Linked DNA regions of Mus musculus: regions 2, 3 and 4 are each linked to region 1. Evidence: chromatin loops called from intact Hi-C (ENCODE). Cell type or tissue: gastrocnemius. All regions are shown on one strand.

Evidence for each region. Peaks named below come from ENCODE experiments on the same cell type or tissue, not always from the same donor. Only the 100,000 strongest peaks of a DNase experiment are listed, where the experiment ranks them.
Region 2: a loop joins it to region 1, with 4 times the contacts of the local background. A loop is called at or near these places in 14 of 42 quality-filtered maps.
Region 3: a loop joins it to region 1, with 2.7 times the contacts of the local background. A loop is called at or near these places in 9 of 42 quality-filtered maps.
Region 4: a loop joins it to region 1, with 9 times the contacts of the local background. A loop is called at or near these places in 11 of 42 quality-filtered maps.

Annotation. Positions count from the first base shown.
Region 1 is chr11:68,870,324-68,878,323 of GRCm38, forward strand. No RefSeq gene overlaps it. Among named protein-coding and RNA genes, the nearest start is that of Rnf222, 14 kb to the right of the region's middle. In gastrocnemius, a CTCF peak has its summit at 4,740 (motif pointing left); a DNase peak (open chromatin) is centred at 4,737; H3K4me3 peaks cover 713 bases; H3K27ac peaks cover 2,991 bases.
Region 2 is chr11:68,563,494-68,571,493 of GRCm38, forward strand. The region is part of intron 1 of Gm40036 (a long non-coding RNA gene); the gene reads left to right. Among named protein-coding and RNA genes, the nearest start is that of Gm40036, 5.3 kb to the left of the region's middle. In gastrocnemius, a CTCF peak has its summit at 3,113 (motif pointing right); DNase peaks (open chromatin) are centred at 2,725 and 3,129; H3K4me3 peaks cover 322 bases.
Region 3 is chr11:68,815,464-68,823,463 of GRCm38, forward strand. It overlaps Myh10 (myosin, heavy polypeptide 10, non-muscle), which reads left to right. Exons shown (of 41, transcript NM_175260.2): 41 at 1-1,161. It overlaps Ndel1 (nudE neurodevelopment protein 1 like 1), which reads right to left. Exons shown (of 9, transcript NM_023668.3): 9 at 5,971-7,202. The coding sequence ends at 7,109. Among named protein-coding and RNA genes, the nearest start is that of Ndel1, 34 kb to the right of the region's middle. In gastrocnemius, no CTCF peak of the experiment used is centred here; DNase peaks (open chromatin) are centred at 4,015 and 7,059.
Region 4 is chr11:68,804,666-68,812,665 of GRCm38, forward strand. It overlaps Myh10 (myosin, heavy polypeptide 10, non-muscle), which reads left to right. Exons shown (of 41, transcript NM_175260.2): 33 at 1-174; 34 at 2,460-2,621; 35 at 4,128-4,256; 36 at 5,495-5,583; 37 at 6,936-7,059; 38 at 7,132-7,340. Among named protein-coding and RNA genes, the nearest start is that of Ndel1, 44 kb to the right of the region's middle. In gastrocnemius, a CTCF peak has its summit at 700 (motif pointing left); DNase peaks (open chromatin) are centred at 675 and 3,393.

The DNA.
Region 1 (8,000 bases):
TTCTGCAGTACAGCTTACTTTTATAGACTCACACTGAAAGCCTATCACTACCCACAAATCAGTTTACTTTACCAAGCCATGCATGCTACATCCACACATGGGATATGGTACAGCAGTCCAGGACAGGGTGGATATTTGTGAATCAGCATACGATGACTCAAAAGACATTAAATGCAAAGAAGTTACAGGACGGTAAGTAGAATTCAACATTAAAAAATTTATTGAAAGTGTGTATGTCAGCTGGGTGTGATGGCTCATGCCTGTAATCCTCACACTGGATGGGTGTGCACAGGAGGAGTCAGGGTTCAAGGTCAACATCATAGCCTGTCTCAAAAGCATGTGTATTTTGAGGCCAGGTGAGGTTGTTGGGAGCGGGTGAGGCTGCACACACCAGTGATTCTAGCACCCAGAAGGCAGAGGCAGGAAAATCAAGACAGACCCAAGGCCAACCTGATCTGCATAGCAAATTCTATACCAGCCAAGACTAATAGATGTGAGCCCCTGGCTCAAAGGGGACTGACTGGGGGGGGGGGGGGGGCTGGAGAGATGGCTCAATGGTTACGAGAACTTCTGTTCTTGCAGAGGGCTGGGTTTGCTTCCCAGCACCCACATGGAGGCTCACAAGTGTCTTTAACTCCAGTTCTAGGGGATTCAAGTGTCTAGTCTCTAAGGGAACCCATGGATGTGTGCACATACACACCCACAGACATACACATAAAAATAGATAAAATGTCTATGTTTGTAGGTCAAAGTGCTCATATTTGAGGATATACTTATACAAAGATTGTCAGTGTCTCTGCATGGATAGCTTGTATTTTATCAAATAAGATAGTATCATGGAAAAAGTATGTCTAGTTCCATTTAGAAAACGAAATAAAGAGAGCCCCAAGCCTTGAGAAACACAACCTCCTTACAGTGTAGGAAACACTTTCATAACCATTGTCCTACAAGCTCTGGACGAGTTCAAATAAAATAAAAATACTTCGCCATCCATAGGCAAGAAGACAGAACGAAAGAAGCCGCTGGCCCGTCAGGAGTTGAGCGATTTAGAAGCAGCCAAGACTTCAAAACAAGCCCCTCACTTGTTCAGTCCGGCATGACATCATTGCCTCACCCTGATTGTCTCTCCATCAGCCCAGATAAACTTGTCTGAACCCAAAAAGCTCCCCGCCCCTCCAAGAAATACTAGCAGGCGGCCAGGAAATAAAAACCAAATCAAGGTGATCAGGATCCAGATGAGGGAAGATAACTGTGTTTTCAGAAAAAAGGCACCATAGCAAATGCCTAGTGTCACCTATCACAGGGACATAATGGCATTCATCCTAACTGGCCACCATATGGGCAGAAAGGGTTCTCAGACACCAGAAGCCTCCACTCTGGTGTCTCTCAGGCCACGCCCAAGCCCCCCACCCATTCCTTCCCCTCCCTCACTCCAATCCCCCAAAGTTGCAAGGCACCTGGTCCTGGCTCCTCAGCTGATCTGGTTCACAGCAGCACGTGGGGACCACCCGGGGCCAGCTGGGAAAAAGCAGAGGTCAACAGGAAGAAGGAGACTCAATCATGTCTGACAAAAGAGACTCTGGGACAGGAAGTGAGTTTGAGCCAGGAAGGCTGGGGCCTGCTGTCAAGTAGTGAGGCAACCCTGCCAGCCTTGTTACTCAGCTGGAGTTGAGCAAGACCTGGGAGCTTGGGCAAGGGAGTAAGAAATGCCAGTCATAGCTTCAAGGCTCTCCACCTCTGCTGTCTGCGTGTGAACGGCTGCTTCTGGTCCTCTCACCCACTTCTCCCCTCTGTCCCTAAGGACGAATGAACGCTGGCTAACTAATTTAGTGGAGGAGACAAACAGGTGCCAATGTTTTTATGTCTACGCCGGTGCAATAACACAGCAAGTAAGAGCTCAAATTAGGGGTTCGTGGGTGTGGCTCAGTGGTACTCTACTTGCCCAGCCTGGGTAAGGCCCTGGGCTCTGTGGCCAGTGCTCAAAACCAAAACAAACCAGAGAGAGAGAGAGAGAGAGAAGAGAACACAATCTTAAAGGCAGAGAGCTTAGACTTTTCATCCTTGAACCTCGTTTTCCCTCTTAGGAATTGGAGCTAACACCAGTGCTGACTCCTGCCACTGTTTGCCGCTCAGATGGGATAATGTGTATAACTACCTCCATATAAATCCCAAGATCCAGTGAGTCCCTTGAGCTGTCAGCATTGTCCCCTTCCTGCCTTTCCAAGGCTGGTCCATTCCCTAAGTCTTTATCAGATCACGTAAGCCATCCACGTCTCTTGCCTCCACAGTGACTGCCGTTCTCCTGTGCCCATTAGTCTTACCAAATAGAACAGGAGCCATTAGTAAAAGTGGGCACGGATAACACGTTAAAGTTATTGCCTGCTCCTGTCTAGTCTACAAATGTCCGTCTTATGGAAAACAAAATAACAATGCCTTATCTGTTGTTAACAACACAAAACAAGAAGCTTCCCTGGGAAGTCATTTCCCATAGGGGTGTCTTTATTCTCAGAGAAGGCAGGTTTTGTACATACTTGTCTCTAATAGGTGCCTAGGAGGGGCCAGCAAGTACTGGAAGTTAGTCTATAAATATTTGTGGCTCTCAGTGATCTGATGGAAACATGGCCCTATTTAAACCCAGTCCTAAACTGTGAACTGACCTCAAGGGGACAGGATACCTCAGACAGATAGGCAGACATGTAAGGTTACAGAGAGAGGGGTTTACTATAGAACTTACTAAGGAAGTATAGTCTTGAGTGACAGTAAAAACTATAGCTGGCAATCTGGGTCAGAAAGAGGAGTATACTTGTGGGCTGGGACAAAAGTGACTTCATCCTGGCTGGAACATACCTGGTATCTCATAACAAAATATCAAAGAGTCGGGTGTATTCCTGGGGCCAGGGTCTGGTTGTTCAAAGCCCCATATTTGACTTTAATGGTTTTATCTAGTTGTGGTTTGCTGGGAGACCATACAGGAAAAACCGGCCAGGGTTACTCAGGGGCAATCACGGTGGCTATGACTCAAGATGGCTGTGGTCATGTCAAACAAACCCATACCGAAGCACACAGACAAGCTGTACCTGAGCTGAGGGACCCACTGCAACAGGACTAGGGTTTTGCAGGTTGAGGCAAAGCTTTTCATGAAAGCAAGACAAGGCCCCCTGGGCATACTTTAAAAGTGGTTCTCACAATCCCAGAAAGCTCTGAAAGATGGGAAAGGCGTGTGTGCCTAGTCAGGTGATGCTGTGCATTTAATCCCAGCACTTGGAAGGCAAAGGCAGGCAGATCTGAGTTTGAAGCTAGCCAGGTCCACAAAGTGAGTTCCAGAACACGTAGGGCTACACAGACACGCCCTGGAGAGAGAGAGAGAGAGAGAGAGAGAGAGAGAGAGAGAGAGAGAGAGAGAGAGAGAGCTGAAAACTGCCAAGCTGCCTGAAGGCCTCCATCATCTCCACCTCCAGATGAAACCTGCTTAGCCTGCTAAACTCAACTCCCCCTCAAATCATGTTTATCACCTGCTGACCAATAGCCTGGCCCCTGGCTCTCTGCCCCCATCTCCCTGACCCCCTTCTCAGATGATGACGGTCCTGACAGCTGAGATGGCCTCTACTTGATGAGGACCCAGTCCTTGCTTCCTGCAGCATACCTCTCCACCAGAACTGTTCATCTGGCTCCACTCTCCAAGCTTCATCGAGCTTTACTGTGTGCTAGGCACTGGGTGGGGTTTAACCCATTCTGATTTAACGTCAAGACACTCTGTAAGGCCAAGGGTATTCTCATTTACAGATCTGAAAACTGAGCCCCAACATGTTCACAAAAATTGCCCAAGGAGACACCACTCAGTTGATGGATTCAAAGTAGCCATTTGCATTTATCTATAAGATTGTGTTAGGGCTGGAGAGTTGGCTCAGCAGTTAAGAGCACTTGCTGTTCTTCCAGAGGACTGATGCTCAGTCCAGCCCCGACATAGTGGCTCATAACCCCCTGCATCTTCAACTCAGCCCTCTGTGGCCTCTGAAGGCACAAGCAACACACAACAACAACAACAACAACAACAACAACAACAACAACAATGAAAGGAAAACAGGTGGTGGTGGTGCAAGGCTTTATTTAATCTCAGCACTGAGGCATATCTCTGTGAGTTTAAAGCCAACCAGATTTACAGAACTAGTTCCAGGATAGCCAAGGCTAAAGAAACCCTGTCTCAAAAATAAACAAACAAACAAATACATAAATGGAATTAGGTTTGCTCCTGGATGCGCCTGGGTGTGAGTCCCTCTCACCCACTGCAGCGCAGAGACAGGACTTCGCACAAAGAGCACACACTAAACTCAATTCTGAGCATAAGTCATCAAAAAAAAAAAAAAAAAAAAAGGGAATTTGTTTAAAAGGCAGAATCGGGCCTCACTTGACAGCTACAGAATCAGAATTTACATTTTCACAGGAAAACCAGGGAATGGGCACGTTTTTCATAGTTAGAGGCCACCACAGGTGCACACTGAATTGAGTGGGGTGGTACTCTAGAGGAGTCCAAAAGCAAAGCAAGCATAGAAAAACAAAACCCCAAACTTCACAGGGTTCTTGATTTTGAGAATTTCACCCCTGGATGTAGCAGAGTCAAAAACTAGAACTAGGAAGCTCTCCACACTCTGTTCAATGTCAACATTCTAGAAATGTCAACAAGACCTTGGACTAAGATGGAAATATGGACAGCAAAGAGCTGTCTTTAGAGCGCCACCTGCTGGTTCTAGTAACGCATTTCTGCTAGGGTAACCCAGCAGCTCTGCCTCTAAGCCTTCTATAAATAGTGAATCCTTAAGAGTCTTTCTGGGGGGTGGGGTGGGGGGGGGTGTTGTTATTTATGCTTCTTCAACATTCATCATTCCTTTTTCCAGTGACTGGTTCAGGCAATTCCTTACTCTCTAAATAACAACAGTGGATCACTCCTCATTTGCTTAGCCCCTCCGCATCTTCAATTCGGTCCAGTTCATCCAGGCCTTTTTACTAGAGCGAAAAGTTTTAGGATTTAGCTAAGAAAGCCTTCCGACTAGTCAAAGTAGTAACACACCTCACCCTCGGTGTTCTGACTAAGAAAAAAGACATAAAGATGTCAAATTGGTCCCAGCAACCAAACTTTTTAGCAGTCACATGGACACGTCCCTCGTTGTCTTATGTTTATAGCAGTCTAAATCAGGAAGAGGCAGGCAAGGAGGCACATGCCTCCAATCCCAGCACTTGAGATGCTGAGACCAGAGGATCTCTAAGAGTTCCAGGCCAGCCTTGTCTACATAGAGAATTTCAGGCCAGCCAGGGTTACACAATGAGGTTCTGTCTCAAAAAGTAAAATCAGGCCGGGCAGTAGTGGCACACACCTTGAATCCCAGCACTTGGGAGGCAGAGGCAGGCAGATTTCTGAGTTCCAGGCCAGCCTGGTCTACAGGGTGAGTTCCAGGACAGCCAGGGCTACACAGAGAAACCCTGTCTCGAAAAACCAAAAAAAAAAAAAAAAAAAAAAAAGCCAAGGGAAAAAAAAAAAGTAAAATCAGTAAGAAAGCCATCCCAAAAGAAAACTGGATGCCAGACACAAAATCATAGTAGAAAAAAATGCAAATAGGAGAAGACATCTCAATTTTAAAAATTTTGTTTATTTTTGGTTTTTCAAGACATGGTCTCTTTGTGTAGCCCTGGCTGGCCTGGAACTGTCTGTAGACCAGGCTGGCCTTGAATTCAGAAATTCACCTGCCTCTGCCTTCCAAGTGCTAGGATCAAAGGCGTGCACCGCCACTGCCCAGCTGACATTTAAACTTTTTACTTAGTTTTGGGTCTGGAGAGATGATCCAGCATTTTAGAGCGAGATTCAATTCTCAGCACAACCCCTGTAACTCCCGTTCTAGCAGATCCAACACCTTCTGTGTTCTTACCTCCCAGGGCACCAGGCACACAAGTGAGACACATACATGCATGCAGGCAAAACATTCAGACACATAAAACAAATCTTCTAACAAGTTTTAGGCCGGGCGTGGTGGTACTCCTTTAATCCTAGCGTTCGGGCAAACAGAGATTGGCAGATCTCTGTGAGTTCAAGGTTAGCCTGGTCTATATATCGAGTTCCAGGACCACCAAGGCTACATAGAGAGATCACCCCTGTCTCCAAAAAGAGACTTGATGTGCCAGGGTAAGGTGATACCCAAGGGAAGCTACCACATTTACAGAGGAGAAGGGGAGGGGAGATGGGAGGAGGGACTATATGAAGGGGGGTGGGGGGGCAGGGACAGCAATCAGGGTGTTAAGCGAATAAATAAATGAAAAAAAGTAAAAATGGTAATGAATAATATCCTCAATAATAGCTAGTATTACTCACCTCATGATACTTTTAGAGAGCTTAAAAGTATCTGAAGCACTAAATTGTAAACTTCCCTAAACCTAGGGATTGTTTGATGTAGGAATCAAAAGAAAGAAACCATCCTGATTGATGGGTGAGATGGGACTCTTCATATATTTTTAAACTTATTAAAGTTCAAGACAATACTCGATGTGACGCTGTATCTTCTTTGTTTAAGTTATTTGTTCCTCTCTGTCTGGGCTTTCCTTCCTGGGAGTCATTTTTCTGCTTGGAGATCTTCCTTCCAGACAGGGAAACGGCTGGTTAAGAGTGCTTGCCTGGCTTAACCACACTGAGCTGGATGGTGGTGGCTCAGGCCTGTCACCAAAGCACTAGAGGCAAGAGAAGCAGGAGTTCAAGGGCATCCTTGGCTAAGCAGCGAGCCTCAGGCCACCAGGGATACCTGGGACTATGTCTCAAAAAAAAAAAAATCTAAATTGACACCTACGTTTTTTAATGTATGTGAGTACACTGTCGCCGTCTTCAGACACACCAGAAGAGGGCATCAGATCTCACGCCAGATGGTTGTGAGTCACAATGTGGTTGCTGGAAATTGAACTCAGGACCTTTGGAGAAGAAGTCAGTGCTCTTAACCGCTGAGCCATCTCTCCAGCTGGACACCTACCCTCTTCCAGCCATTTGGAGATGACAGTGTGTGTTCTTAACTTCCATTGTCTTTTATCTTGAAAGTGAACTGTCAGCATTCTTCTTGTACAAAAGGTATACATTTTCTCAACTTTAAAACACAATTTAGGGGCTGAAGAGATGGCTCAGAGCTTAAGAGCACTGGCTGCTCTTCCAGAGGTCCTGAGTTCAATTCCCAGCAACCATATTGTGGCTCACAACCCATCTATCTGTATTGGGATCTGACGCCCTCTTCTGGTGTGTCTGAAAACAGCAACGGTATACTCACATATATAAAATAAATAAATCTTAAAAACAAAACAAAACAAAAAAACAATTTAACTGCATTTACATGTGTACCTGAGTGCGCACATGTGTGTGCTTACTATGGCATCTGTGTCCAGGTCAGAAGGACTTAGTTATCCTTCCATCACAGGGATCCGGGGATGGAATTCAGACGCTCAGGCTTGGTGCCAGGAGCCTTTACCTGCTGGACCACCTCACTGGCCCTTCTTGTCGTTTTTTTCTTTTTGTTTTCGAAATATTTAACTAATGTACCTGAATGTCGGATCTACATGTTCGCCTGTATGCCGGAAGCACATTACAGATGGGTGTGGCACCCAGCGCCCTTAACCGCTGAGCCATCTCTCCAGCCCCTAACGCCTGCCGTCTTGTATGCAGATTTTTCCTGAGATGCACAGTTTCCATGGTTTAAAGTCTGCTCACCAGCATTGCAAAATTCAGTCTGTAACTCCCAACTCATGCTCCTGACTGCTTACTTGCTTCTAATTACCATATTCACCCCTTCCCAGCTGGCTCCAACCCTTCCCAGCGGGCTCCAACCCTTCCCAGTGGGCTCCAGCTATGTGCTTGGCTGCATTTTTTTTACTTTCTCTACTGTGATTTAGACTGAATATTTCCTACTGACCTGTCTTCAAGTTTACTAATCCTCTCTTCTATTCTAGCTATTTTACATCTGATTCTTTTTTTTTTTTTT
Region 2 (8,000 bases), 310 kb before region 1:
AATCTGATGTCACCAGCCATCAGGTTTTCCATGTTCATCACATTCCATGGACTAGAAAAGTACAGTGCCAACTCCCCAAACAGCAGCCAACTGTTGACTGGCCTCAGATGAATAAAACAGAGTTACATGCATGAGATAGATTTTTCCCCCTGCCAAGTATTTTGCCTATTGCTCACATTCTAAAATCTTCTAATTTTGCCTTCCCTTTACTCTGGGGTCTGTCACTTTGTTCTCATTAAGCTCTCAAAGAGCTCTTGATTCTGTTGCTGCCCCCCTGGTTGGTCCTTTGGCTTTTGCCTTCCGGCCAGGTGAAGCAGAAACCGGCTGCGGTTCAAGAGTGCAGGGCCAGAGGAGGTGTTCCAGGACACAGGGAAACCCTGTGGTCAAGCTGGTCCAGGGCCGTGCTCTTTGGTTCGGATAGAGCATGGGAGATAAGCTGACTGGAAGAGTAACACCAACAGGAAAGCCTCCCTGGGCGATGGAGCTGATGACGCCACTCTGTCTGTGTGGCCACAGAAGCTTGGAGGCAGCCATGTTGCTACCATAGCAAAACCTAGCTGGGAACCAAGCTGAAAATTTAGAAGGGAGGGGCAGACTAAGAAGTGGTAGATGGAGCCAGGCAGTGGTGGCTCGAATCTTTAATCCTAGCACTTGGGAAGCAGAGGCAGGCGGATTTCTGAGTTCGAGGCCTGTCAGGTCTACAGCGTGAGTTCCAGGAAAGCCAGGGCTACACAGAGAAACCATGTCTTGAAAAACCAAAAAAAAGAAAGAAAGAAGGAAGGAAAGAAGAAAAGAAGTGGTAGAAGTGGCAGAGGTAGATGGACAGGATGAGATGGAACAAGTTCAACATTTAAGCAGTGGATAATTCAAGAAGCATGGGGCAGGGCAGGCAAAACCCATGAAGATTGTGAGATAAACCGACATATGGAAGAAGGAGGTGCAGGGTCAAAGACTCAGCTTTGAATTGTGACTTACATTCTGTCATCTCCTCAAACTAGACAGTCAGGTAAATGTCACAAGGTCAAAGTCCATCTAATTCTTATCTCCCAACCTGGTGGCTCTAGGTGACGTCATGACGTTCTGACAGTCATGATTCTGGCGAAGCAGAGAGTAAGTACCTAGCGAGCCATGAGCTGTTCCACTCACGTTTATTTGGAGTGGGTTTTGTAGACTGGGCAATCCTAGTGGGGTGGGTGGAGTGTTAGGGAAAGTGGTCAAAGGCTTCTGCAGCCCCACAGCTTTCGAAAATGATGACAGTTATTGCCACCTCTTAGAGACATACACCGCTTATTAGCAACCCGGGGCTCTCGGGAGCTCTGTAGTTAACAGACCTACTTAGCTCTGTTTGATCTTAGCCAATCCCTGTGTATCACTGCCTGACAACGTTTGCAGAAACGGTACTCCCTAGGAGATGTTTGGGAAATACCGAAGTTAGCAGGTTCTGGGTGGCCTGGTGCTTCAGGGCAAATCTGGGCTCCCAGGCTAGCAAACCTCCCTGACATTGTACTAAGAACTTGACAAAGGTCCTCTCATTTAGTCAGAACACCAAATTTATGAAGTGAGCTATTACTATACCCTCATGTCATGAGTGACATGGCTGAACTTCAGAAAGGTAAAAGTTCAAATCATATCTGTCCGACCTGGGAGGTCCATACTCTCAACTGCTATGCTAAACTAATTTAGATAGTGAGAGACTACTCTGGGCAAGGAGCGGTTAGGTGGGGTAGGACCACAGCAGGGATAGCTTGTGTGGGGGTTGATTTCATATGAGGAATCATAAAAAAATAAAATAAGGCTGGGCAGATGTGAACATCCTGTATGCCAAAGAAGGAAAGGAGGGGTGCATACTGGTTGAACTTTGCCTCTGTGCCAGATATCCACATGCAGTCATGTTTGCAATTCCCTAAAGCGATGTTCAATTACAATAAACCAGAGCTCGCAGAAATGAGCTGACCGAGTTGCCCAGGATCGTAATAATTAAATAGTAGATCCATGGCTTGGACGTACATATGACCCAGCAAAGCCCACAGCCTTCCTTCGGCCTTCCTCTAGTTTTTGACGCTCTCCTGAGGGTTGTGTTGTAAATGGTGAACTGGAGCTACACAGGATGCTGAGCACTGAGATCTGTTTTGGAGTGACCATGGCATGTCCACGAGAGAAGGCACTGCATCCAGAAAGAGGGAAAGTACTAAAGAGCAACAATGTTGCGATGTTGACAGAAATGAGTCCCACAGATACAATCAGAATGTCTCTCTGGCTGTTGACTAAATAATGAAACAAACAGTTAAAAAAAAAAAAAGGTTTCAGCAATCATGTGTCCATGAGATGGGGAGATCACAAAGCTGTCAGTACCAGATCTGAGAGCAATGCACAGATCATAAAATTATAGGTACAACAGTGGCTGGAGAGATGGCTCAGTGGCTGAGAGCACTTTTCCCTTTTCTAGAGGACCATAGTTTAGTTCCAAGCATCCACCCTGGCCAGTTCAGGCCTGTGACACTAGCTTTAGGGAACGAATGCTATACCTTCTGACTTCCATGGGCACCTGCACACACCTAGTGCACACACACTCATACACATAAACAAAAAGAAAAAAATTCATTTCTGTTCTTCTAACCTGGCACCAAGTCTCTGGTTCCATGCCCAGTAGGCACACGGGGCCCCATGCCCAGTCTACTGGCCAAGCGGTTTGTCCTCAAGGCAGGGGCCCCGCTGGTGGTGTCTGAGTCTGAGGAATAACCTACAGGAGTTGATGCTTTTGTATGTATGTGACTCCAGTTCAGGGGCCTGGTAGGCACCATAGGCGTGAGGGTTCTATGGCACCCAGTAACGTTTTCCCCAGGTCAACCAACCCCCACAGACAGCAGCCTCGAGCATCTGCAACTCTCTGCTCTTTGCAAGGGATGGTACCATCCTCTTAAGCCTGAAGAACCATTTTCTACCTCTCCCCTAGAAGTCAGAGTGTATAAACTGTTGAAAAGGGTCTAAAGGGAATGAGGGCAGGAAGAGAGAGAGAGAGAGAGAGAGAGAGAGAGAGAGAGAGAGAGAGAGAGAGAGAGAGAGAGAGAGAAGCTGGGCCAGAGGGTTGGAAGCAGTCCACTAGGGGGCACCAAACATACTAGGATTCCACTTCCTCCAGTAACCTGGTCTCATGCCCTTCCCAAAGCTCCAGCAGACGATGATGCCAGGCGGCCCCGTAGCCCATCAGCTCTCCGAGGCTGCAAGAATAGGAAAACATGAGATGAAGCGTCGAGTTAGATTTTTTTAGAGGCAGGAAACAAGTCAAAGAGAGGGATCTGAAAATCCGCAACGCAGATTCTCGCTAGCATTGGCCAGCAAGAAACAGGTCGCACCAGCTCTGAGTAAACGTGGGTATCGCTTCCTGAGAACACAGGTTACCCTGACGCGGCTTTCACTCTGAAACAGGAGAAATGACAGTATGAATCCCTTGCGTTTCCTAGGATGGTTGAGGGGCCACATGAGGTCAGAGTCACAAATAATAAGCCAGTTTCGCAGATGCTGGCTACCTGCTCCTCAGGCCCCTCCCCTCCGACAAGTTTCTCACTCTCCCCAGCTTTTGGTGTGAGTGATTTCAAAGGGGCTTCGTGGTGTTTATGAGTCCGATTCACTAAGTGTTCACTGGAGCCTCTATGAAGTGGGGAAGATGCGATTTGATGCCAAACAAGTTGAAGAAAATCCAAGAGTCTCTGCTCTCATTGAATTAAAATCCCCTGCTTTGGGCATGGGTGAGATGGCTCGGTGGGTAAAGGCAGTCAGCAGAGAGAAAGGGCACACGGCAAAGCGCAGAGGTGTGTGGTCAGAGTCTAATGTGCGGACTGTATGAAGAAGCAGAACAGAGCAGCCTGCGCTAGGGCTCGAATAAGGTTTGTACTCTTCAAAACTCACCTTGGGATGAAGTGCGGTCGTGGGATACTGTGGGATACTGAGAAGGTGGGAACTTAATCTAACTGTGGTGTTTGGAGGTGAGACCTTACAGAGGTCATTAGGATTCCGTAACATTATCGACGTGACTTTCCCATGGTGGCCTTAAAAAGAGACAGAGATAGAGGAGAGGGGCAGACATACAGAGAGAGACAGAGACACAGAGAGACACAGAGAGATGGGCAGATGACACACCCACACAAGCAATGGGCTGTACTGGCTCCACCCTGAGAACGGGAACTCTCTCAGGTGGGAAAGACTGCTCTGCACACAAAAGCACTTGCTTGCGGAAGCCTGTGGACCTGAGCTTAATGCCTGGAACCTACATAAGGGTGGGAAGGGTGAACTGAGCCCACAAAATTAACTTCCAGCCTCCACATGAATGGCGCATTAGCACCCTATATACTATACACACCATCACCACCACCACCACACCACCATCATCATCATCACCACCACCACCATCATCATCATTTTTACCAGCAGACCTGCTAACCAACATAAACCTTTTTGACTTATCCACTCTGTGATATTATACTATTAGCAATATAAAGGGGCTTAATACAAATCATTTTGTCATTTCCTCTTTAACTCAGAGACAATTATTTTTTTAGTAGTCTTTGGCCAGGAACAACACAGAGCTTTTGTTTTGTTTCGGGTTCAGTTTTGTTTTGAGACAGGGTCTCTCTACATATTCCCGGCTGTCCCGGAACTCACTCTGTAGAACAGACTGGCTTTGTACCCTCAGAGATCTATCTGCCTCTGCCTCCCAGGTATTAGGACTAAAGGCCTGAGCTATTACTCCTGGCAAACAAGTTTTCAGGAGCACAGAATTTTTTAAGTGCTCTTTTTCTTTATTTAATTTTTTTTTTTTTTTTTTGCTTCATTCCATTATACTTCAACTATAGTTAAAGATTGCCAGCTCTTTGTAATTTTTTTTGGTAGGTTGTGGACATTTTCTCTGTTAGCTAAAAAAAATGCATGTGCATAATGATACGATTCTATTATCCAAATGTTCTTTCTTACATGCTGTCATGGTCTAGACCCAGTTTGAGTGTGTCTATCAAGGGGCTCAGAACTGGAAGCTTGATCACTATCTGGTGATATCAAGAGGTGACGGACGGAACCTTTAAGAGATGAAACATAGTGAAAGGTCAAAGGTCAGATTAGCTCCCCTCGGTGCTCCCTGACCTTCTATCTCCCCCTGTCTCCTCTCTCTCTCTCTCTCTCTCTGTGTGTGTCTCTATGTCTCTCTCTGTGTATGCATGTATGTCTGTTTCTCTTTTTCTGACTCTGTCTCTGCCTATGTGTGTCTCTGTGTGTGTGTGTGTCTGTGTCTCTGTGTGTGTGTGTGTGTGTGTGTGTGTGTGTGTGACACAAAACACAAATTCTCACCGTGTCATCCACTGTGGAGTTGCACAGGGTGGGGTGGGGTGTGCTCAGCAGAGGCAGCACTCTGTCCCTGGACTCCAGCCCCCAAACTGTGAGCCAAATAAAACTCTCTTTGCAAGTTCTCAGATGTTTGGAGAAAACTGACTAATGTACCTATATTTAGACTTCTTGACTCGCCATAGTCTGGAAAAGGTGCGCTACGTAATTGTGGACAGGGATTTCTCCCATTGTAATTGGTTGTTGCTGAATGTAACTTGAGACCCTGTTGCTACATCATACGGTATATCTGTGTTTATGGTTATTTCTCCTTGGTTTGTTATTCTGCACTAATCTACAAAGTTTCTTTTTATCTTTTATCTATTCGTATCTTTAATTTTATTCTGTTTTTATTGCTATTCTGAAGCTTCCCCTCCCCCACCCCAAATATGCCCAGGTTTTAAACCTTTTTAATTTTCTAATTTTGCTCAAACGATCTCTTGCTAGCAATGTACTATTAGATTTTTTTTTAGAGATTTTTAATTCTTATTTTATGTGTGTGAATGCGTTTCCTACATATATTTGTGTGGACCACATATGTGCCTTGTGCCTGTGGAGGTCAGGGACAGTGGAACTGATTTTACAAAGAGTTGTGAGCTACCATGTGGGTGTTGGAAATCAAACCTGGGTCCTTTGCAAGAACAAATGCTCTTAACTGCTGAGCCATCTCACCACATGCCTGCATAGCAGCTACTTATAATCTCTGTGCTTTGTGGATTTAACTCATCTATGTTTGTTCCTATTGTTACCTGAGGCCCTCCACTAGTCCCTCTTGTGTTGTTGTAAGGTATTTAATAACTCTATTGGTTCTTATTATAACCTGGCCAGACCAAATAATCAAGGCAGAATCCTATGGATTTATTTAATCAGCTTTACCACAATGACTGGGCGATTACCCCTAAACTATTTTACTTACGCTAGATTGCCTATTTCCCAGCTGTGTCCCCCAAGTTACTTGCTGTTTGAGTCTCACCAGGCTTATTTCTGTTCCATCAGTCTGTCCTCTGTCCTCAGGGGGCACTTCTCTGGCCACATGCTCCTGGTCTATCCTGTCTAACGGCGACCTCCTGCTTCCTCCATCCTCTCTCTCTCTCTCTCTCTCTCTCTCTCTCCCTCTCTCTCTCTCTCTCTCTCTCTCTCCTGTTTGTTCTTCCTCCCTTCTTCCCCTTTGTCCCCCTCCCCCTTCCTCCATTCTCTTCCATGCCACCCCCCTCAGTCCTGTAAACAAAGCCCCCAAAGAAGTCCCACCTACCTCTAGTCTACCCAGTAACTGACTGTAACCACTTTTATTTAACCAGTAGCTTTAAATTGGGGTGCAAGGTTCACACAACAAAGGCAAGTTTCAGGACTACACCGAGAACCCCTGTCTCGAACCCCACCCCCAAATAAGTAAATAAATAAATAACCATAATGTCCCAGAAGTGGAGTTTTTCTAATTTGGACAATGTATTGGTTATTTTGTTCAGATAAGGTTTTGATACAACTCTAAAGACATCAATTCCATTAGCTTTGACACTGCGAACTTTTGACACCTAGTAGACAAGCAAGATGCATTGATCTATTGAAAGTTGGTATTTTCCTTTTGATAGATGATTTTCAGATCATTCTGTAGTTTTGGCACATTTCCTAGATTCTAGAAAAGTTTTGTCACGTTGCCAGGACATTTATTTGAGAGAGGTCTCATTGTGTGGCCTGGTTAGACTTTAGCTTACTTTGCAGTCCAGGCTCGCCCGGAACTCACAGAGATCCACCCGCCTCTCTACATAGTCCTGACTGTCCTGGAACTTACCTGGTAGACCATGCTGGCCTTGAACTGAAAAAGATCGGTCTTCCTCAGCCTCCCGAGTTTTGGGATTAAAGATGTGCAAGCCCACCTCCAGGCTGTGGTTATTTGACTCACAGGCTGTTACAAAACCCTCTCCTCAGTGTCACCAAAAGCAATCAATACCCGGCAATATCTCAGCTGCCCACGCTGTCATTTGGGTTGCAGAAAACATGAGTGTGGCCAACAATAAAAGTTTACAAAAACATCTTTGAGAAGTAGAAAAGCACTGGATACTTTTTAAAGCCCCAACATTCCTGGGGCTCTAGAAGGCTCAGTATGCCTGAATGATTAGGAAAGATGTTACAAGGAGGAAAGTCGCAGTCACCTCTGGCTGACCTGAATCCTTGTGCAAGCTGGACATCTAATGGCTGCCTGAATTGGCTCCTTGAGAAAGAACGGAAGACATGTGCACACACATGTGCACACACACACACACACACACACACACGCACGCATTTAGGGAGATCTTCTGATCAGTCATTGGCTGACCACTAAATCATTGGCTGACCACTAAATTATACTGACCTACGAGTGAACCCCAGGAGACAAGACTTAAAAATGAAAATAAAAACTTCTTTAAAAAAAAAAAAGCTAACAGAAAACTTGGATCTTGCACAGTGCAGAGAATGTAAAATGTACAAAAATAATTCAGAAGATGTGTGAAACAAGGTCCTAAACAATAAAAACAAACCCAAGAAACCCATCTGAGGACAAGGTTGCCACGTTGTTAAAAAATATCTAAAATGTGGATTCTCAACAGAAAATCACAAGATGTGTGTGTGTGTGTGTGTGTGTGTGTGTGTGT
Region 3 (8,000 bases), 55 kb before region 1:
CTACTGACAGGTACCTTAGTTCTGTGTTCATGTGGCCCTGACCCTTCCTTCAACCACACCTGGTCTCTTAGAACATTGTGAACCTAACCTGCACTTGTGTCTCTCATTTCCTGTGAATAGTGATCACTGTCTCAGTGAGCAAACTGGGAGAGGGGCTTTGGCGGCTTAGGGGTGGGTTTGGATTGGGGAAGCAGCATCCATTTGGGGTTCTCCTGCCCATCTCCCAAGGGGTGACCCTGCCCCTCAAATTCATGGTGTCCCCACCGTCTCAATGTGAATAGTCTCAGAGCTCTGTGCACAGAGAGGACAGTGGCCACAACACATAAGGTGCCCCGGGTGGCAGCCATCACAGTAACTTCCAGGTGGTCTCCTGAGTGTCTGGCTTGATAATGCCCTCAATTCAGGAGTGAGCCTCTGTGACCCTTGGGGTGCTCGCAGAAGGCCTCTCCAAGCAGTCAAGCCCTCTTGCAAATTCAGCCACTGCTTTGAGCCCAAAACGGGAATATTAGTTTTATGTCGGAGGTGTGTTCCAAGTTTGTCAATGAGGCTATAGCCTCAAGAAGATGCCATCTGCCTGAATGTTGACATGCCAGCGGGCGTGTGACCCTTCATTTTCCCTTTCCCTTCCTTTGGACAGTGTTACAATGAACACTTAGCATTCTGTTTTTGGTTGATAGTTGAGCAAACTGACATTACAGAAAGTGCCTTAGACACTACAGTACTAAGACAATGTTAAATATATTATTTGCCTCTATAACAACTTAATGTATTAAGTTCTGACTGTGCTTCATATCATGTACCTCTCTAGTGAAGTAGATGCGCAAACATTCAGTGACAGCAAATCAGTGTTAGTGACAAGCCCCGACCGTGGCGATGTGCTGGAAAACACGGACCTTTTGGGTTAAAAGCTTTAACATCTGTGAGGAAGAACTGGTCACATGGGTTTGGAATCTTTGATTTCCCCTGTATGAATTGTACTGGCTGTTGACCACCAGACACCTGACTGCAAATATCTTTTCTTGTATTCCCATATTTCTAGACAATGATTTTTGTAAGACAATAAATTTATTCATTATAGATATTTGCGCCTGCTCTGTTTACTTGGAGGAAAAAGCACCCGTTGAGAACAAACAGACCTCAATAAACAAGAATAATCATGTGACCATGGACTCTGCTTCCGCACCTTCTGTTCTTGGTTTCCCATCTGTGGTCTGACTGGAGGGGGAATCACACACCTGAACCAAGCACACCAGGGTGGGGGTCTCCCAAAAACAGCAAACAGCCAACACCTGAAGGCAGGGGACAATGTACAAGTGTTTGGCCCAGTCACTGAAGACTAGACTAGGTTAGACCATTTTTAAGGAATCCCAGAAGTTTGGGATTGCATGTCTGTACCAGAGAAGTGTAGGAAACAAATGGGGAGGAGCCGCTGGCTCCCCACAAGCAACCTTTCTGGTATCTACTGTCTGGGATTGTAAAGAAACCCTAGGAAGCATGAAGTGAGCACACACACCCTAGGTGTATTTAGGCCTCTTCAACACAAGGGCGTAGGAAACCCATCCTGGCCATGGGAGAAGAAAGGTGGTTGGTGGGACAGAGATCCAGGCGGGCTTCACCTTTGGGACCGTATCCTAGAACTCGGATGTAGAAGCCTGTTTTTCTCAATCATTCTTTCCTCCTGTGCAGCCTGACTGGCATGTCAGCGTCTCAACAATTCAGCCTGCCAGGAGAGACAGACTCTGTGGACCAAGACCAGTTCCTGATTCCACAAAGATGCTAAGTTGAAGGAACCATTGATCGCTAGACAATTCCTCCCTCTGTAGTCAAATGTAATTTGAAAAGTCTCTCCTGGACAAGGCATGGGTACTCACACTGCAACCACAGCACTGAACCGATTCCTGGCTTGACGGCAGGCTTCCAACATCCTGACACCAGGAAGACTCCAGGACCTCTGTTTCTCATCCGTTTCCTCCAACGCCTGAACATTAGCTAAGATGTCCTTCTAGCCAACAGCACTGTTGCTGTGGTTTGACTGACCCACAGTTGGGCCCAGTACTACTGAGGGGCAGATGTTAAATACAAAGGAAAAACACTTAGAAAGCAAGCTTCCCTGTCTCAGGCTTGCTCCCACCTCCCACACAAAAACAAATCAGAATGGCTACACATTAGACTCTGGAAGAGAAAACTGATGGCTTCTCTCCCCACAGCCGCAGCAGGTCTGAGAAGAAAGCCTGTGGACTAGGCGGTTAAGAGCACTGACTGCTCTTTCGAAGGTCCTGAGTTCAAATCCCAGCAACCACATAATGGCTCACAACCATCCTTAATGAGATTGGATGCCCTCTTCTGACGACAGCTACAGTGAACTTATATATAATAATAAATATATATAAAAAAGCCAGCAAGCCTGTGGCCACATCACCCCCATGGCTGGTCCCTCTGCTTCCCTACCTTCCTAAGACAGTAAGAGCAGTCTCCAGCCTTCACTAAAAGGCTGTCCTAGCTCAGCTACGGGCCAGACCCTACAGTCTACTCCTGCCCAGTGACACAGCTGTCAGGAATGTGACATGGAACTATGTTCACCTCACAGTGCTGGTCAATACTAGCTACCTATGGGCTGGATATTACATTCCCTATGTGTTATACCAAGTAGGGAGCCCATATCCTTCAAACCCTATGAGGCTGGAAATTCAGTCTAACTCTTTACAGTGGTGTGGCCTTCATTTGTTTTCAAAGGACAACCAATGAGTTTCATGCCAGCTGACTGAGACGATACAGCTGGTGTAGATTCTAAAATGCCCAAAATCTCACACATCAGTCACTGTCAGTAGGTGTCTGTCACTGCCTGACTCACGGCAGAATGGCTGTCAGCCACTCGGGAGAAAGTTCTGAAAGTGACAGTGAGATGTGCCTTTCAGGAATGACACCCACACCACAGCAAAGGATGCTGACTCTACTTGGGAAAATACGAAGAAGGGCTACTCTGGATCAGAAGAGTAATTCAGAATGCAGGCCCACAGTCAAGTCCTTCTAGGCACTCTCTCCTCCTTCTCATGGTATGTCAACTGTGATACACTTAGAAGTGCCAGGTGTGGTGAGCCAGCCACGCCTTTAACCCTAGCACTGGGGAAGCCAGGGCAACGGACCTACCGAGAAATCTTTCTGCAGACAGTCAAAGAAAGCTTTCAGTAATATTAGAAGTATATGGGAGCTGGAGAGATGGCTCGGTGATCCAAAACCCTTTCCTGGCCTCCACGGGCACCAGGCACGTATATGATGCACATACAGACATGCAGGCCGAATACCTCCACACAGAAAGTAAAGGTCTGGGAGATAAGCATTTCACTGTTCTCAGTGGTGAAGGGGATCTTCTAACAGTGGTGTCTCGGGGCCTGCGGAATGGCTCTCTCGAGTCCAGAGCCAGGAGACACACGAGCAGCTGTTTTGGTCCTCCCTGAGGTGGCAGGTGGCTCAGCAGCCACCCCGCCTGCCTCTCAGCACAGGTCTCAGTAACAATGTTATTACTATGACTTTTCTTTGGGCAACCTTGGCGACAGTTTTAAAATCTGGAGAGTAAGTCACACTTACTACACACTTTGCATCCCTGGATTTGTTGTTTTAAACTGAATGTGTTGCCACTTGTAAGTTTTCTTCTCACTGACTACATCAGCACCCTGCCCATCCCATGCCCTGCCACCAGACACTGGGGGTTTAGTGTATTTTAATATCATGGAGTAGTATCCCAAAAGCAAACTTTTATAGCCTTACACTATAAGGCTAGATTAAGACATGGAGAGTAACATCATAAAATGAGTGACTTAAAAGATCAATAGCCCTTCCCTATCATGCAGGAGTCAGTAAATATTATTTTTCCTAGCTCCAATCTCTAGTGCAGCAAGCAGCGGGGCTTGCCGCTGAACCTCTCTCATTCCACTCATGGGTGGCATTTCCTCAGGCCCTCTGCCAGCCCAGCAGTGAGCCCTGCCCTCGCAGGCATCCCCACAACCACAATCCAGGCAGGACTCTACCTACTGCATGTTAGCAGAGACGGCATCAAGCATGACACCTATGTTTATAAACTTCAGTGTGCTTGGTCGCGTCTGCCTCCGGGAAGGCTGACAGGAAAGGCGAGCAGAAATCCTGTGGGTGCAGATGGACAGCGGAATAAATCATCATAAAACAGCACAAACTCCATCTGGTCCCCCAACAGGAGCGCTAACAGACTGTTGTTTCTGCAGGTGCCTCTTCAAGCCAGGCCCAGTGAACCGCAGCTATCAAGCTCAGGGGTCAGGAGGCTGAGGCAGGAGGAATGCCTCGGGTCCGCACTACACATCGAATTGCTAAACCTCCCGTTTGGGAAGAGAGCACAACAGAAAAAGATAATAGTCCCATGGCCAGTCCTGGCCTTGCTCTGAGCTGTCCTTTCTGCAAACAGGGGCAAGTGGCTGCCCTGTCTCATCTATGCAGTGCCCACCCCACCCCTGGCCCCACAGTAGATATTGAGTCTCTCCGCTGACTACTAAGCCAAGAAGTGGGACCCTGTCTTCTACTGTTGAGGAAGACACTGAGTGGGGTTGGAGGAGTGTGGATTAGTACTTCCAAGAGGGAAGGCTTCCCCAGAACCAACAGACCAAGCTCATCAAATCCACCAGGAGAACAGGCCCTCGGGCAACTATATTAGAAGCAAGATTCAGGCCAGCAAGACAAAGTAGCCTGAACCATCATCCGTCTCACAGGGTGCTAAAGAAGAGCCCTCACAAACAGCGTCCACATGGGTCACATGGAGAGGGCTACTACAAACATGTTAAAGACAGAGGACTGACTGGACATCTTCCCAGCAAGAGACAGAAAGTAAGTGTAACACGCTGCTGCGTTGGCAGACCTGGACCCAAAGCAACAGCAGCCATCCCTGTCTACCCCCATCATGAACCCACAAGCAGCAGTAGACAGAGCAGTCTGGGTAAGTCCATGGGTACGAAACCTCAGAAGATCTGAGAAATCCCTTGAGGCCAGAGTGGGGGGGCTCAGCCTCACCTGAGTCCACCAAAGGAGTCTAAGTGCTTAGTATCTTTTAGGTCTTGGGTCTGCTAACTGCTCAAACTCTGACCTATCCATCCTTCCAAAGTAGTGAGACAGGGTAGACTATCTTATACTCTTCAGAGCACACATGGCTACCAGTGCCTCCTGGTCAGTCAGCCTAGGACAAAATCTCTAACAACAAACTATAAAGAGGTTGTTGTCATGTTAACAGAAAGTTAAAGGTTATCTTGTTTCCTAGTCATTTAGGAATCTGATTTCCTTAACTTTGCTTTTGCTCACTTGGTTTTGTTCTTGTTTTATAGTTTGGTTTGGGGGCTGAGGGTGGAGATGGGGTTGCTATACATACTTCTCGTGGTCCTGGACCTCACTATGTAGAGCAGGCTAGCCTTGAACTTGAACTCAGAAATCCACCTGCCTATACACCACACTCCGCACACTTGTAGTTTTAAGCCATAAGTATGCTGCTGTAAGCAGGCAGGGTTCAGAACACAAGGCACTCATACACACCCCATTGTAGTTTCTTCAACATGGCACCTGCAACTTTGCTACCAAACACCAGGACTTTCTCTCACTTGCTAACATCAACCCAGGGAAAGAAGTGTGAGGACAGCCCACACCCATGCAATGTCTCTAACTGCAGCACTTCCGGTAAACAATGTCGTATGCAGTGCAAACGGAAGAGCCGTGCCTGGGCCCACGAAGGCACACCATGGCGAGCCCACCAGTCCTGCCATCCTGTGGGGCCATTCTCAGGCTGCCCCTGGGAATGGTACAAGACGAGAAACATACATGACTACAGTCTCTCCTGTGGCCTCAATCTTATCATTTCCTACCTGTTCTCCATCATATCCGTGTGGGAGAAGAGACACTGAACTGCCTCCATGTAGTCTTTTCTCATGGAACAGCAGGAACCAAATAAAGCAATCTCGACCCTTTTTTTTTTTTTTTCTGTGAAATTTATTGTTTCCACATTAAAAGATTTTTTTTTGGAGGGAAGTATCTTCTTTTAACCACATGATGATCCTATACAGCTGCCCAGAGTAGGACACCATCGTAAGTCATTAATTAACATGCCATATGAGTCTGAATAAATAAAAGCTACAAAGCCCAAGTTATATACAAATATCTTAGGCAATAATGTTTACAAACCTATGTACAATAAAACAAATGTAAACAGTAAGTGCAGCATGAGAATAATCATAGGGTGCAAGGGACAAACACCTAGCCAGTCTGCCCCCGAGAGCTGGCATTAGCCAGCCCCAGAATCAGGCCCCTCAACCCTTCCCAATGCAACTGGATGGACCTTCAGAGGAGAAAACAAAAATGCTCTGAGAGATGTCATTGAACTGAGGGCCTGGAATGCTGGCGAGGAGATTGCCACCTGCCTCCTGAGTCTGAGGACAGAGGAGAAGGCAACACAGAGGCTCGGCCCTGAAGTGCCCATGTCCCGGCTGCCCCTGCCTCCTGCAGCTCAGACAGGTATCTCGCTGCTTTGAGAAACAAGCAATGGAATGGACTGCTTACATAAAGTCAGAAGGTACAGACAATGTTCCATAATTCAGAGATGTTCCTGACTCTGACAGAAACAGGCCTGAACTGCAGGGGTGAGGCTAGGGGACACATGATTGTGAGCACTGAAGATGCTTGGCAGAAGCTTAGAAGGTCTTATCAACCTGATTGAGGGGAAACTTCTAGAAGATCTGCAATGTCCTAAACACAACTAAATCCTATCAGCACAGCAAAGATGGGGGCTATGAGGCAGATGTGATGAATGGGTACTTCCACATCCAGTGATCGAGTAATACACGTATGTATCACTTGTGACCCACAAAAGTGCAATCATGTGAAACCAACGGCACTACGGCGAGAAGAGAAAATAGCCAGTATTGATATCGCGCAGAGTCCTGGGGCTGGGCAGGGCCCAGCAGCCGCCACTGCATGCAGCCTGCCCTCTGCCAGCGGTGAAGAGGCGGACAGAGGGGCACAGGGCTGGACCCAGGCACCGAGGGACGAGGCGTAGGTGTCCTGGGCTGCTGGAAGAGGGCAGGGGCCCCACCTGGAGGCCGGGCACTCACACACTGAGAGGCAGCATACCCGGTGCTGACGATGGGCGTGAGGAGCCCAGCCCAGGAGGAGGAGGAGCTGGATCAAAGCCATTTACTGCCCTGTGGGGTGACCAGAATAGCAAGGGAAGAAAAAAAGAAAAAGAGACTCATTTAAAATCACTCTACACATAGGAAACTTAGCTGCTTTCTGTAACTAGTCCTCTTCCTTACCCACAGTAGGATCACAGCTATTCAAAGCACTGGAGAATGGCTTGTTCTCAATCCTGGGGTACTAAGACCATGTGCACCTTTCTAGGCAACTTTGCCATATGAGCCACCATAAACAAATTCTGATTTTCTGAGAGCTCATTAAATAATTATACAACAAACAATGAAATATAAATACTACTATTAAGAATGTATTCTATAGTACTTTTAATAGGAACATATTCAGAATGTATTTAATGATATAAGGAAAAAGGGTCAAGCTATCTAAACTGCCTATGTTCAGTGTTTATTTGAAAGAAAAGAGCAGGGCAGTAGTGGTGCACGCCTTTAATCCCAGCACTCGGCAGGCAGAGGCAGGCAGAGCTCTGTGAGTTCAAGGACATCTACAGAGAGAGTTTCAGGACTTCATGGAGAAACCCTGTCTCAAAACAAAACAAAACAAAAAAACAGAACAAACCCCTCCCAAAAAAGAAAGAAAATGCAAGCAGTGTACAGCCTAGGTTCTATTCTATTCTAGCCTTTTACACAGACACTATGATCTATGTAGTTAAGTCTAGAATGAATATAGATGCATACACATATGTAAACATATAATCTATGGTATATATATATATATATATATATATACATACATACATACATATTATATATACACATATATAATCATCTATGTCATAGAAGAAAATTTTA
Region 4 (8,000 bases), 66 kb before region 1:
CAGGTGGAGGAGATGCGGACCCAGCTGGAGGAGCTGGAGGACGAGCTGCAGGCCACTGAGGATGCCAAGCTCCGCCTGGAAGTCAACATGCAGGCCATGAAGGCCCAGTTTGAGAGGGACCTGCAAACCCGAGATGAGCAGAATGAAGAAAAGAAGCGGCTGCTGCTTAAGCAGGTGGGTGGAGGGAGGCTCTGCCGTGCCCTGGGAAGCACTAGCAGGAGGAAAGGCTGAGTCTGGCAGTAAGGGGTTTAGATAGTCTCTCTCCAACATCACTGCTGCCTAGCCAGGCTGTCTGTCCATCAAAGGGAAGCCATGAGAGCACTCAGGGTCTAAGAATAGGGACCCACCTGCCCAGCAGATGGGGGGACACTGCAGATTCCCATCACTCAGATGTCATGGCCTCCTTAAGTCACCCACCCTTAAAGGGCTCCTTAGAAGAGAAAGAAAAGGGTTGATAGTTAATTTTGTGAGTGTATGTTTGGTTGGTTGATTGGTTTCTTCTCTATGTACTCAAACTCAGAGTTTAATTCCAAGTGCCTGGCTTATATTACATTTTTTAAACCTAAAAAGAATCTCACGATTGGTCTGGAGAGATGGCTCAGTGGTTCAGAGCACTGGCTGCTCTTTCAGAGGTCGTGAGTTCAGTTTCCAGCCCACATGGTGGCTCACAGCCATCTCTAATGGGATCTGATGCCCTCTTCTGGCCTTCAGCTAGGCATGCATGTCATATTAAATATAGACAGAACGCTCAAAATATTTAAATAAATAGATCTTAAGGAAATTTGTGGTTGATGTTTCTGAGGTATGTGTGTGTGTGTGTGTGTGTGTGTGTGTGTGTGTGTGTGTGTGTGTGCGTGTGCTTTGAAAGTGATTTTGGATACTTTGAGTGTCCCTTGGAGTTCATGGAAACCAGTCTTGATTTATATTTAATTTTATTTTACTACTTTTGTTTCACTAACATTAACTTGATTCATTCTTTATTGTTGACTAACTTACGCCAAACGTAGTGAGTTAAAGCCACATTTCTGGCGTCCCGTTTCTGTGGGGTGGCCTGGGTTGGGCTGGAGGAGGTGACGCATGCGCTCACCCTCCCAGCATGGACAGGAACCTCAGCACTTGTTAGCAGCCTGGCTGAAGGCTGCTCGCATGCCCTGTGGAGGCCACCTGCCCAAGAGCAAAAGGCCCAGGGAAGCCAGCGAGAGCTGTGCCTTTACAGTTCATCCCTCTCGTCCTCTTCTCTAGAAGTGAGTCCCAAGTTCAGCCCACACACAGGACCTCTTCAAGGACAATTTTCCAAGAACTGATAGATGTATTTAAAGCACACTGAAGAACCTCAGGGCAGTTTCCATACCTAAAGAGCCTCCTTATCCCAAGCGCAGCAGAGCCAGATCTGCAGCATACAGTCAGGTGCGGAGACTCACCACAGTGGAAGCAACCATCTGTCCCTTCCTCCTCCTGGTCGTCTGCAGGAGCAGGTGCAACAGATCCATGGTCTCCCCTTGGAGAAGACCCCCCCTTAGGCTTCTTGGTGTCACTCAAAGAGCACCTCCCTTCCCACTTTGCCAGTTCATGACAAGTGATCTATCTGCTCAGAGCCCCCACTGCAAGATCACCTAGGGCACCTACATACATGGGAGTTTTTCCTGGATGAATGGAAATGCAGGACAGACCAGGAAGCTCACGGCACAGCTCCCAGTCTGGACAGTTTTAGTTCATTGTTAGTACAGGCATTAGGGTTGGACTGAAATGATAAACACACACACACACACACCCGCTTCTCCTCTCCCACCCACCCCCTCTGCCTCACACAAGGGTACAAGTAACCAGGACTGTGCCATCCTGTCCTGTGGTACAGCTAAAGCGTCAAGAACACCCCAGAATGAGTGGCCATGGGGGATGGGGTGTGTTGCTCTACCCCAGCTCACGTTTGTCTGTGTATCTTCCTCTCCTCCTGTGTGCTGTGTGCTCTAAAGCTTTCCTGTGGCCTCAGCTGCTAGCTTCCCTTTGCTGGTCTATCAAGTGGGGCTTCTGCCTGGTCTGAAGCCCAAAACCTGAGCGAGCCTAGCTCTGCAGCATGGATCCCAGACACATAAGTCAGGCCTAGCTCCCTCGCTCCAGGACACGGTTAGGGTTAGGGTTGAGCCTGTTCCCCTGGCCTCTGGACTGCTGCCCTGTGCTCCAGGCGTCTTTCCTGTTTGTTAAATCATTATCCTCTGCTTCCTATCTTTCTGACTCAGTCACCTGGACTGTGAGCCTAAGGTCTTCCCTCTTGGGTCCCCTAGTGCTACCAGCAGGCGTGGCCTCTCCCATGGGGTGGTTTCCAAGACCTTCTGAACTAAGCCCAGACCTGCTAATAAGACATAGGGACTTGTTGGTAACAGGGACCTCTGCAAAGTGACAAGCTCCCCTAGCCAAAGTATCAAGAGCCCAGGATAACGTAATCCAACACTGTCCTTCAGGTGCGGGAGCTCGAGGCAGAGCTGGAGGATGAGCGGAAACAGCGGGCACTGGCTGTGGCGTCAAAGAAGAAGATGGAGATAGACCTGAAGGACCTGGAGGCTCAGATCGAGGCTGCGAACAAAGCCCGGGATGAAGTGATCAAGCAGCTTCGCAAACTTCAGGTAGGGATGGCAGGCTTACCTTGGTGGGACAGGCCACATAGCCTTACTGGAACCAAGATGAAACTGAAGCTGGAAGACCATGCAGCACCCAACTGTCACCTTGTCACCGAGCCACTGTCATGATGAGGACCAGAGCAGCTGTCCCCTAGGTTACTGGGTTTTCTTTTGAGTCAGAGCTGGGGATGGTGGCCAGGAGGAGTGTCCTTGCTGGAATCTGGTCCTGTGCCCCTAAATGCCCTTAGCAACAACTTCACTGTCTAGCTCTGTCTCCAAAGGGAAGTGGTGTCCCTTTCCTCCTGCACTGCTGGGAATGTAATTTTCAGACAGCTGCAAGCATCACTCTTGCTACCTGGATGATACAGTTCTATAGCCTCGCTGAGAAGAGGAGCGGTATGCATGATAAAGTACGGTGTGGGCTGACCCTGCTCTTCCTGGCTGGGTGTAGGCACTGATGGGAAAGGAAAGAGGTGTAAACTGTGACCAAAACTTCAGAAAAATCTTTCCTTTAACTTCATAATTCTACATCTTCATGCATCCATTCAACATCTTAGCCAAGGCAGGACTGTGCATGAACAGCCCCAGGATGAAGGAGATGGCAGTGGTGATTTGCTCAGAGCTGCACACATGCACAGCCGCAGGGTTAGGAGCAGAGGGTCCACTTTTGTGTGCTCTCTAAAGCTGGCGATGGCTGACCTTAGAAGAGCACTTGCTGCTCTTGCCCAGGACCAACCCAGGTTGGGTCCCAGCACCCACTGCATGGTGGCTCTCGTGCTGCCCTCTACTGGCCTCCGTGGGTACTGCATTCGTGGTGCATCGGCATACAAACTGGCTAAACACACACACACATACAAAATTTTAAATTTTTGAAGCTGAATTCAAACTTTTATTTTGACTTGATAATTACAAAAAATATTACTCATTACAAAAATATAATGCTGAATGTGTTTAATAGCTGTTTATCAGATATTCCCAGGTCACAGAATCTGTGTCCTTTTGCTTTGGGATGCTTATCCTGAGTTGGACTCTCAGCTCTAATCACACTCTCCGTCCTCCTCAGTCATGCTCTAGCTCGTTTCTCCAGTGCCTGTCACTGAAGCTGGAGTTCAGATGCAGCCAGGAGATGTCTGGCCAGCAGGCCACAGAGATCCTCCTGTCTGTTCCCCAGCCCGGGGACTCCAGGCTCAGCCAGCTTTTGTGGGTGCTGGGAATCCAAACTTTACCTTCATGTTTGTGTAGCAGCGACTCTCACAGCTCGCCTCTCGCCCTTTGAACTTCAGGATTAAGTAGAGACTGAGGTTGGACATCCCTATTTGATGATCTGTCTGTCGGGGGAAACATACATTAAAGCTTCATTTTCTTCATAGCTGGTTGAATTTTTATAATGAAAAGGTGATTATATCAGATGCCACTACTGTAGCTAACTAAGTGATACAGTTGTGTGAATGCATTTGTGCAATTCTGAGAATAAACGTCACTCCCTGAAAGGCCTTTCTTATTTAACCTCAGGCACAGATGAAGGATTACCAGCGTGAACTAGAAGAGGCTCGAGCATCTAGAGATGAGATTTTTGCTCAATCCAAAGAAAGTGAAAAGAAACTGAAGAGTCTAGAAGCAGAAATTCTTCAGCTGCAAGAGGTATCTTTGCTTTGTCCTTAGAGTCGCTCTGAGACTACAGGAAATGTGTTTTATGGCCTTGATGGTGTGATTTCAGTTCAGCACCCCTGCTAGCGAGCGAGCGCTCTGTTGCTTGCTTGTGCATATTCTTTTACCTGGCTAACGGCACAACAGCTCATTAGTAAGACAGCCTTCTAGAATGCTCCCCTGAGGGAAAGGGGTGGGATGGGTGAGGCCTGCCCAGGGAGGGATGTTGTCTCACACAGGAGTGCTGTCCCCTTACAGAAAGAGCGGCAGGTTCCGTTGAATTCTGGAGCGGAACATCTTAAAACAAGCACTTTTCACTCATCCTTTACGAAGGTCTCCATCATACGTAGCAGGCAGGACAGAATCCTACCCAAGTAATAAGGCACCTAGAGTGCATTTCTCTCTATACATTTTCCAGATTTTCTCAAAAGATAATGACCTGAAATGTTGGCTGGACAACAGTTGCCATGAGAACTCACCAGCACAGGCTACAGCCGCTGCTGAGACCCTGTCAGTCCGGGAGAGGCTGAGAAATGAAAACTGGACCAGACATGGAGCCGAGCCCAGGCTTAGCCTGAGTGCCAGCTTTTAGTCCTTTCATATTTTCTATTTTATTGTGTTTTATTTATTTCCTGTGGGATATTTTTCTCCTTCTGTGAGGTGTGTATGCATGTGCGTCAGGGAGTGAAACCGGGGCCTCGAGCACGCTCACACATGCCCCAGCACGGTTGATGGCTCCTGTCTCCATACACTCTGAGACACAGATTCCCTCTAAGGTTCTTTTTCTTCATCCCACAAACTTTGACACAGGGCAATTTTGCTGTCGCAATGCTGTATTTTTCTTATTTCTATGAATGGCTTCTTTGATCCACAACTAATTTAAAAGTGTGGTTAGACTTCCAAACAGACTCCATTTGCTTTTTGGTTGCTCTGTACTTCAGCATACCATGGTCAGCAGCTGCAAGGCCTTGAACGAGCTGTGATCTGGTGTGGCCAGTGTCTCTGTAGGGTTCAGAGTTGAATCTTGTGCTCGATGACTGTAGGGAACATGCAAGGATGGTGGGATACAGCCACTGCACACCAGTGACAGTGAAGCGCTTCCTTGGTGGCCTTTGTTTACTGGGCCTGTAGCACATCTGGCCTCCTTCCTTATAGAGACTGCTGCTTGGTTGTGTGGAAAGCATGAGGGGACTGACCATGGCCAGAGCCTAACTCAGTTTAAACTCATTCAGGAGCTGGCCTCATCCGAGCGAGCCCGCCGACACGCAGAGCAGGAGCGAGACGAGCTGGCTGATGAGATCGCCAACAGCGCCTCTGGAAAGTGAGTCTTCCTCGACAGCAGGCAAATGGGAGGGGTGGCGTGGAAGCGCTAGCATTCGGCCTACCCTGTGCACAGGCTAGGCACAGTCACCTGACATCGCAGAGTAAGTGGGCTTGCTCATCTCTTCAGGTCTAAAAGGATGACAAGAAGTCTGGGCATCCTCAGCCACTGCCTGTCACACATAGGGCCACACACTCATATGCCCATGCACACACATGCGTGTACACCTGTGGCGGTAGGTGCCACTGGCCTTACAGAGTGCACATCCACAGACTGCCTGAAAGCCTTTGGAACAAGAGATAGAACTCTTAGTTCCTCCAGCACCATGGCTGCCTAGATGCTGCCATAGTGCCCTCCATAATGATAATAGACTGAACGTGTAAGCAAGCCTCAATTAAATATTGTCTTTTATAAGAGTTGCGGTGTTCATGGTGTCTCTTCATAACAATGAAACCTTAACTAAAACACCATAACATGTATGCCAATATTGCATCCTTGAGTATACCTTGATGTACTGGCCATTACCATAGCTCATGGGGCCCACAGATGGATAAGACTGTTGATAACTTTCCTCCTCTCAGGATCCTAAATTAGCCCCTTCTGTTACTATGAATGTTTTCCAGCAAGGAAAAAGCTTCCTTGTCAGTACCAATTTGATTTCTCCATGTTGTCATGTATAGGGTTTACCATAAAGTTACTATAGGAAATGTAAAGTGGCAATCAATAGTTGTTTTTGTTTGGATAGTTGCCAAGACACCACTGACCAAACCTGGCACCTGAGGGCCTCCCTTTCAGACTTGGCTTGGCTAGTAGCTTCCTTACAATCTTCCTTGGAGTTTCTTGGTTTTGTTTTTGTTTGGGGGTTTGTTTGTTTGTTTGTTTTTTTCTTTTTTCTTTTTTTTTTTTTTGGTTTTTCGAGACAGGGTTTCTCTGTATAGCCCTGGCTGTCCTGGAACTCACTCTGTAGACCAGGGTGGCCTCGAACTCAGAAATCCGCCTGCCTCTGCCTCCCAAGTGCTGGGATTAAAGGCGTGCGCCACCACGCCCGGCTTGGTTTGTTTGTTTTTAATGATTTCTTTTGACCAATTAAGTTGCTTTCTCCTTGGGAGTGCTAGGACATTAGAGTTCATCCAAGATCTTGGCCAAATTCTAGAGGCAGAGTTAAGCAGCAGAGAGGTCACCACAGTGGTTCAGAGGACAGTGCAGGACCAGGAAGGCAGATTTGGGAAGGAAAGAGAACTGTCTGAGGGTGGGGCTTACCCACAGATCAGGGATAAATGCAGGGACTAATCGGGAGTCACACTCACAGTTCTCATCCTATGCTCTGTGCTCGGCCCCTTCCTCGAGCTTAGGTCTGCGCTGTTGGATGAGAAGCGGCGCCTGGAAGCGCGGATCGCACAGCTGGAAGAGGAGCTGGAGGAGGAGCAGAGCAACATGGAGCTGCTCAATGACCGCTTCCGCAAGACCACGCTGCAGGTGCCATGCGGCCGGCCCTGGGGGCAGCAGCATTGCCCCTGCACAGGTTATCTGACCTCCCTCCTCTTGTAGGTGGACACACTGAACACAGAGCTGGCAGCAGAGCGCAGCGCTGCCCAGAAGAGTGACAATGCCCGCCAGCAGCTGGAGCGACAAAACAAGGAGCTGAAGGCCAAGCTGCAGGAGCTGGAGGGGGCAGTCAAGTCCAAGTTCAAGGCTACCATCTCAGCCCTGGAAGCCAAGATTGGGCAGCTGGAGGAGCAGCTTGAGCAGGAAGCCAAGTAAGATGTTGTGGGCCATCTCATGACCCAGAAGTAGCCTCGCCCATAGGAACACCCAGTGCAAGGGAATGTGGGAATGCAGGGTGTGTGACCTGCACAGGAGCTAGAAGGTTCTGAGAGCAGTGAGAGCCGTGCCTAAGGAGGGGCTGGGGCTCTGCCTGGCCCTGCTGGAAGTCCTCATGCTGCCCCATGACTTCCTAGCACCAGCATCTTTATGGATTCACTGCAGACTTCTGATGGTTGCACCCTGTGAGGTGCTCATTTGCAGTATTTCTCAAAAGCATTCTCCCCCAGGCAGTTTCCATCACACCAAATGAATCAAAGCACTGCATGGGATGGAATGAGCAGGCGGCTGCAGCAGGTGGTAGCACTCCTACCCACCTCGTTGGGGAGGATGGGACCGGAAATGCAGCCCCGGTGCTACATCCCTAGCCCTCCCCCCACTCGGCCTGAAGTGTCTCCAGCAAGGCACGGCAATGAAGCTTTCACTAGCAAGGTTTAAGTCGCCTTACCTGACTCCACCAGACCCAGATCCAGCTAGGAAGGAACAGTTCCTGTCTGCAGGGACTCTCCGTGTTCATCTCCTCTAACCAGGCGCAGTCCCAGGCCAGAGAGTGGTGGTTATTTCACTGTTCCCCAGTGGGTAGGGTTTGCTGCTTC